2 separate regions of the Homo sapiens genome follow, and region 2 is linked to region 1. A link is a contact called in ENCODE Hi-C or POLR2A ChIA-PET data. All regions are on one chromosome and are shown on one strand. The core of a region is the stretch at or near the end of the contact, and the rest is flanking DNA. Distances in the headings are between cores, read along the strand shown. Region 1 overlaps SNX29 (sorting nexin 29). Region 2 holds the start of SNX29-AS2 (SNX29 antisense RNA 2).

Region 1 (3,309 bases), core at 440-2,939:
TCATTCTTTTGCTTATGTTTATTTTTAATTATTTATAGAGTCAAGGTCTCACTCTCTTGCTCAGCCTGGAGCATAGTCGTGCACTCACAGCTCACTGCAGCCTCCAACTGTTGGGCTCAGGTGATCCTCCCACCTCAGCCTCCTGAGTAGCTGGGAGGTCACAGGTGCATGCCACCAGCAGGCCTGGCTATTTTTTTATTTTTTTTAACCTTTGTACAGCTGGGGTCTTTCTGTGTTGCCCAGGCTGGTCCCAAACTCCTGGTCTCAAACGATTCTCCTGCCTTGGCCTCCCAAAGTACTGGCATTACAGGCATGAGCCACTGTACCCAGCTTGTTAATTGTAGAAGTACCTGTTGGATGAATGGTCTGCAGATGTAACATATGCACATAGTTTATACCTGAAAGAGAAGCAGCACAGAGTGGTGGTTGCGAGTGGACTCTGGAGCCAGACAGCTCAGGCTGGACTCTTGGCTCCGTGACTTCCTAGCCGTGTGGCCTCAGCCGAGTTCCCTAGCCTTTCTCTGTCTCATTTTACTCATCTGTAACATGAAGGTCTTAATAGTGGTTTGTTGTGAGGACTAAATGAGTTAGTGTTTATGAATAGGCTGGAATGGATCCTGATATGCAAGATATACCACTTAAGTCTTTATTTTAAAAACTTAAAGCTGTTTCTTCAGCATCTTCTTTCCTGTGAGCTTTTGCAACTGAGGTTCTTTGATTCTACAGCTTGGTGGATTTTATAACACTAAATCAAAAAGAATGTTGGGGGATAGTCAGCAGTTGCAGTGTTCACTTGAATTGGTTCTGATTGAAACTGTGGTTGAGCAGAAAGAAGCAGCAGGAAGAATAAAAGCCATCATGTCCTTGCCCTTGATAGATTTTGGTGGCTAAAACATGACACACACGATGTTATTCTGTCTCCTACCGGGAGGCCTGTGGCACCAAATTCTCGTCTTCTCAATAATCCTTGAGTGGTTTCTGAATTATTAATGGATGTGGTATTAGCAAACCACAAGTTCCACAAAATTGCTCTAGGGCTGGCATTTGACAGGCAATTCTGTTCCCTAATTTTCTGCACATATCTTAATTATGACTTCATGGGCTTGTACCTTTTAATCTCTGGTTTCATCCTCTGGAATCATGGGAGGCCTCACTGTCTCCTTTTGTCTCAGGGGAATGATAGAACCCCTGGTGACTGTGAAGCAGAAGAAGAGTGGCCAGGTGCATTGGACCGGGCTTCAGTGGGGCCTCCCAGTTGAGAGTGATGCAGAAAATTATTGTTGTTGTGATATGTCAAACAGTAGGGGCCTTGCTCCGGACCAGGGATGAGTATTTTTCTTCCATAAAGGGTGGCCAGAGAGTAAATTCTTTACACCTTGTGGATCTAACGCCTCTGCTTCCAGCCCTCAACTTGGCTGTCATTCCAGGAAAGCAGCCAGAGATGCTATGTAAACAGAACACAGCAATGCTCATTTGTTATGTGGATGGAATTGTGTTGCCCCCATCATTTACATATTGAATCCCTAACCCCCAGTGTGAATGTATATGGAGATAGGGCCATTAAGGAGGTAATTAAGATAAAACGTCATTAGGGTGGGGCCTGTGTGCGTGCAGAGATGAGACAGTGTAAAGACACCACAAAAAAGATGGTCATCTGCAAGCCGTGGAGTGGCCTCAGGAGAAACCAACCCTGCTGGCACCTTGATCTTGGACTTTGCCCCTCTACAACTGTGGGAAGTAGATTTCTGTTGTTTGAACAACCGTCTGTGGTATTTTGTTACCACAGCCCTAACAGACTAATACAGTTCCAATAAAACTTATTTACAAAAATGGATGATGGGCTGGATTTGACTCATGGTAGAGAGTTTGTCACCCCTGCTCTATAGGACTGTCAATATTGTTATTAAATCAGGAGGCATCTCTTCTGGGTCAGGGGCTGGAGATGTAATGGGGTGAACTGCATCAGGCCTCTGCTCCCATGGAAGATCCTTTCTAGTGAGTGAGATAGACACTCAACAGATACACAACTGCGTAGCCAGGCTGTTCTCAGATACAGCTGAGTGCTCCGAAGAAGGCACGGGGTGATGTGATTGGGTGAATGCTGGCTGGGGAAGGGAGATGTTGCTTGAAGTACAAAGATCTAGGAGGGGAGCATCCCAGGCAGAGAGACAGCAAAGGTGAAGGCCAGAAGCAGGAGAGCTTGGCAGATTGGAGGGACTGGCTGTAGCCAGTGGGGCGGGAAGAATTTGGGATAGGTTCCACAGGGACAGGGCTGACTTGTCTAAACTAGCATCAGATTCAAAAGGCCTCTTCTGGGAGGCCAGGGTGGGTGGATCACAAGGCCGAGGTGGGTGGATCACGAGGTCAAGAGATTGAGATCATCCTGGCCAACATGGGGAAACCCCGTCTCTATTAAAAATACAAAAATTAGCTGGGCGTGGTGGCAGGCACCTGTAATCCCTGCTACTCTGGAGGCTGAGGCAAGAGAATTGCTTGAATCCAGGAGGCGGAGGTTGCAGTGAGCCGAGATTGTGCCACTGCACTCCAACCTGGGAGACAGAGCGAAACTCCATTTCAAAAAACAACAAAAAAAGTCCTCTTCTTACCCAAATCGGGATCTTGCTCTCTCTCACCTCAGGGGCCTCCCTCCCACTCCTTCTGTGCCCCCCAAGGTCTTTGTTATGCTCCCCCTGCCCCGTTCCACATCTTAAGGTCCCGCTCACTGGGCTTGGTTAGGGCAGGCACACTTCCTTCTCTCCCATCCCTCCTTCCTGCCCCTGGCTTCTCTGCATCCTCTTCCCTCCTGGCTCTTTCTGCAGCCCTCCCAGGGATGGAACCATGAGCTCCAGGTTGCTGCACAGTGATCCTTGAAGGTGGTGGAAAGTGAAATCTTCTGAGGCCTTTGGGAAGGTATGGAGGGGATTGAGTAGAGAGACAGGTTTTCAGTCTCATTCTGGTTATTGGATTCAAAATTGATCATACAGTGGTGGCTAGGGCAGGAGCCCATCACAGAGGGCTAGAAACCTCACATTCAGTGATTCCTTTATTAAATGGAATGTAACTTGAATTGTTCTTTTCCAGTTTGCCTCCTACCTGCCCAGGTGAGAGGAAATTCGGTTACAGTGTTTCTCCCAGAAGTTTTCTCTTTCCACTTTCCTATTGTACAGGCACCCAGGACCTTGGAGAAGGGAGTGGCGGACTGTCTTTAGGTTAACAATCCATGGGGCAGCTGCTCCAGTGCCCATGCATGGGCCTGTGAAGGCTTGGCTGCTGGCTGTCACTCCCTCCAGAGACACACTTGGGTGCAGG
Region 2 (3,309 bases), core at 215-2,714, 57 kb after region 1:
GTTGGGGATGCAACTGATGTTGCCAGCCAGGCGTTGGGGATCAGCCAAGGCTTTTGATAAAGTTGGAAGAACTTCAAGCTCCTTTGGACCAACCTTCCTTCCTTCCTTCCTTTCTTTCTCTCTTCCCTCCTCCCTCCCTCCCTTCCTTCCCTCTTTCCTTCCTTTCCTCTTTCCTAAATAGAGACAGGGTCTTTCTCTGTCCCTCAGGCTGGAGGGCAGTGGTGTACTTATAGCTCACTGCAGCCTCAAACTCCTGGGCTCAGCGATCCTTGCACTTCAGGCTCCGGAGAAGCTGGCACTATAGGTGCATACCACCATGCCTGGCTAATTTTGTTATTTTTAAAATTTTTTTGTAGAGACAGGGTCTTTCTATGTTGCCCATACTGGTCTCGAACTTCTGGGCTCAAGCAATCCTGCCTCAGCCTCCCAAAGTGCTGGGATTATAGGCGTGAGCCACTGCACCCAGCCAGATTTTTATTTCTGTTCGGGGAGAGTGGCTTCCTTTCGTTTCTCCTGTCCAGGGTGTCATTGCCTATGCCAGCCTGAGTGTGTGGGCCTCCTGTGGGAATCGCCACACTGTCCTGTTAGAGCAAAGCTTGCAGCCAACTCTTGCCCCCAGTGCTGCAATGCAACGCAGATATTTTTTAGCTTTGTTTTAAAAATAATATGGCAGATGGCGAAGCAGGACCTGACTCTCGCCTTCGCCCTATGTCTTTTCGTCTGCTCTTTCTCCACCGAGTCCTGTCCCTCAGCATTTGCTCCTCCTGTTCCTTCTACTTCCATCGCTCTGCATTTTCACCATTTGTCTTTTAGAAGACATGGTTTAACATTTTTTCTAAGTTATATAAATAATATAAAAATACATTTCTGAAAGAATATAAATAATGCACAACTATCTAGAGTACAAAAGACAAGTGTTCCCTCCTAGCGATCCTGCTGTGAAGCGTTTGGTATATACCCTTCCAGGTATTTTTTATGCATTTGCATATAGGCAGGCATATATATACACACACACATGCCTAACGCACATCTATTTTTAACACAAATGGGATAATTTATACTGTTCAGATTGTTTTGAGACTTTGCATTCTTCAGTCATGAATATATGTCGACTTCCTCCTCTTTCACACTCTTCCAAATCTTCCCCATCCTTCAAGGTGTCATTCATTCTTTGAGAAAGCCCCTAGTGGCGCTGTCAATAGTGAGTTTTGGTAGGTACGTTTCTAATGTTCTTTAAATTCCTGTAATCCTCTTCCCCTCTGGACCGCTCACTTTGTCTAATCTTATGTTGTTCTTTGTTTATTCATTAGTTAATTAATTCCGTTGAGCTACACTCAGTTATTTGGCCCCCAAGAAGTTTGTCGTCGGTGGAAGACACAGACATACTAAACATACCTTGCCCTGGAGGTTCATGAGGGGGTGGTAGATGGCAGGCTGTTGATGCACAGTAGTTGAATGAAAGAATGAGCAATGAGTAAGAAATAGAATTCTGTAGGTATCAAGTATAATGATGGCACAATGGTGGGGTTAGTTACCTGCTGGGGTATGTCATGGAAGGTTTCAAAGAGGAGACGTTTGACTTGAGTTTTTAAGGATGAGTTGAAGTTGATCAGGAAGATGGGCCTGTTAGGCAGCGGGAATGGTGGTATCAATCGACATGGTTTGCTCACAATATTCTCATTGCTAGTTTCATGGATGTATCCTGTGGCTTCTCCATGAGATAATGAAGTTCTTGAAAGTGGGAGTGTCATTTACACTCCTACCTGCAGACAGGTATACTGGCACTTATTACATACCAAATCCTATTCCATGAGCTGTGCATGTAGTAGCAAGCACTGATGTAGGTTCTCATGTCTCCATTTTAGAGATGACAAGACTAAGGCACAGATAAGGTAGGCAATATCCCCAAGTCTCCATGTCCCCATGATTAGTAGGAGATGGAGCTGTAAGTCTCTTTTTAGAGTCTTCATGTCCTCACCTTTATTTCTTTACATTTTGTATTTTTAATTTTTTTAAGAGACAGTCTCGCTGTGTTGCCCAGACTGGAGTGCAGTGGTGCAGTCATAGCTCGCTGCAGCCTCCGACTTGTGGGCTCAAGCAGTCCTCCCACCTCAGCCTCCTGAGTAGCTGGGATTACAGGCATGCACCACCACACTTGGCTAACTCAAATTTTTATAGAGATGGGGTTTCACTATATGGCCCAGGCTGGTCTCAAACTCCTGGGCTCAAGTGATCCTCCTGCCTCGGCCTCCCATAGTGCTGGGATTACAAGTATATGAGCTGCTATGCCTGGCCCATATCCTCATCTTTAAATGGGTCTAGGAATGCCCACCAAAGAGAGTTGTATGAGGTTTTAAACAGTAAATGCCTCTAAATCATCCAAAGTAGGGAATAAAATATCAGCTTATATCATAAACTTGGTTAAAATAGCACTCTCCTGCTTTATTTTTCCTCATAATACTAATGCTACTTGGCATAGAGTTGTTTATTTGCTCTCTCCTTTGTCCATTTTATGTATGGCTGTGTCCCCAGCACCTGATACAGAGTATAAAGCATTGGCTGAATGCGTGAATCTTAGTTCCCGCTTTTCACCTTAGCATCCTGACTACCGATGCCCTGAACACACATGGTGAATTTGGCTGAAATGAAGCATTCTGTGCCTGCCCCACAAACCACCAAGGGACTGTGGGTTTATTTGTCTCAAGATGGTCAACACTGCTGTTTTCACATTTTACTTGCTGTCAAATATAAAGAGATATCATATGTTGCCCGCCTCTGGTTTTCCTGATGTCTCAATTTAAGTGGTTTCCAATTTGGGTATGAAATTATCCATCAGTCACAGAGAGAACTGGTGCCTTCAGCAGTGGCTGTTGGAATAAGCCAGGGCTTAACTGGGGAAGCTAATGGTGGAGGAGCAAGGGCTGGCTAGCAGAGGTTTGGCCCTGCTCCTCCAGGTCCCCTCTGGAATACCACTTCTCCCCACTGGATGGTGGGCTGTGTCTAGCCCATTCCCCAAGATCCAGTTTGGATGACACTTCACCTATTTATTCATTGGATGCTAATAGTGTCTTCCCTACGCCAGGGACTGACCTAGGCATCAGGGATGCAGAGAGCAGGCCTTGGTCACTGTCCCCTGGACTCACACAGTCTGCAGCCTGGTGGAGGAGACACCATGTGAGCTGAGCTATAATGACTGAATCCAGTCCCTCACCAGATGCAGTAACCTACAAGTGTCTGTTGCTCAGAATGTCTTTATTTTGATCAGTCACTTCCACAGAGGACTGCCCAAAGAGACGCCTCTGTCCAGCT

Evidence for each region. A loop is a pair of places that touch in the nucleus more often than their neighbours do. ChIA-PET counts read pairs that join two places held with the same protein, here RNA polymerase II (POLR2A).
Region 2: a loop to region 1 is called in a map of cardiac septum, with 4 times the contacts of the local background. The contact joins the promoter of SNX29-AS2 here to the enhancer-like site in region 1. A Hi-C loop is called at or near these places in 4 of 168 maps with a recorded cell type or tissue (CD8-positive, alpha-beta T cell, GM13976, cardiac septum and 1 more). POLR2A ChIA-PET finds 5 or more read pairs at or near these places in 3 of 52 experiments (H1, HEK293 and activated CD4-positive, alpha-beta T cell).

Annotation. Positions count from the first base shown.
Region 1 is chr16:12,313,967-12,317,275 of GRCh38, forward strand. All of the region lies in intron 15 of SNX29 (sorting nexin 29), which reads left to right. Among named protein-coding and RNA genes, the nearest start is that of SNX29-AS2, 57 kb to the right of the region's middle. RefSeq lists enhancers at 408-1,095, 1,096-1,781, 1,526-1,820, 2,838-3,309. Within about 2 kb of position 1,690, at least 3 of the 41 ENCODE cell types and tissues checked have a DNase peak (open chromatin) inside an H3K27ac peak, as active enhancers do.
Region 2 is chr16:12,371,137-12,374,445 of GRCh38, forward strand. It overlaps SNX29-AS2 (SNX29 antisense RNA 2), which reads right to left and starts at 1,465. Exons shown (of 2, transcript NR_188406.1): 1 at 1,396-1,465. The region is part of intron 16 of SNX29 (sorting nexin 29); the gene reads left to right. It overlaps LOC105371087 (a long non-coding RNA gene), which reads left to right. Exons shown (of 3, transcript XR_933083.4): 1 at 1-1,773; 2 at 1,866-1,892; 3 at 2,533-3,309.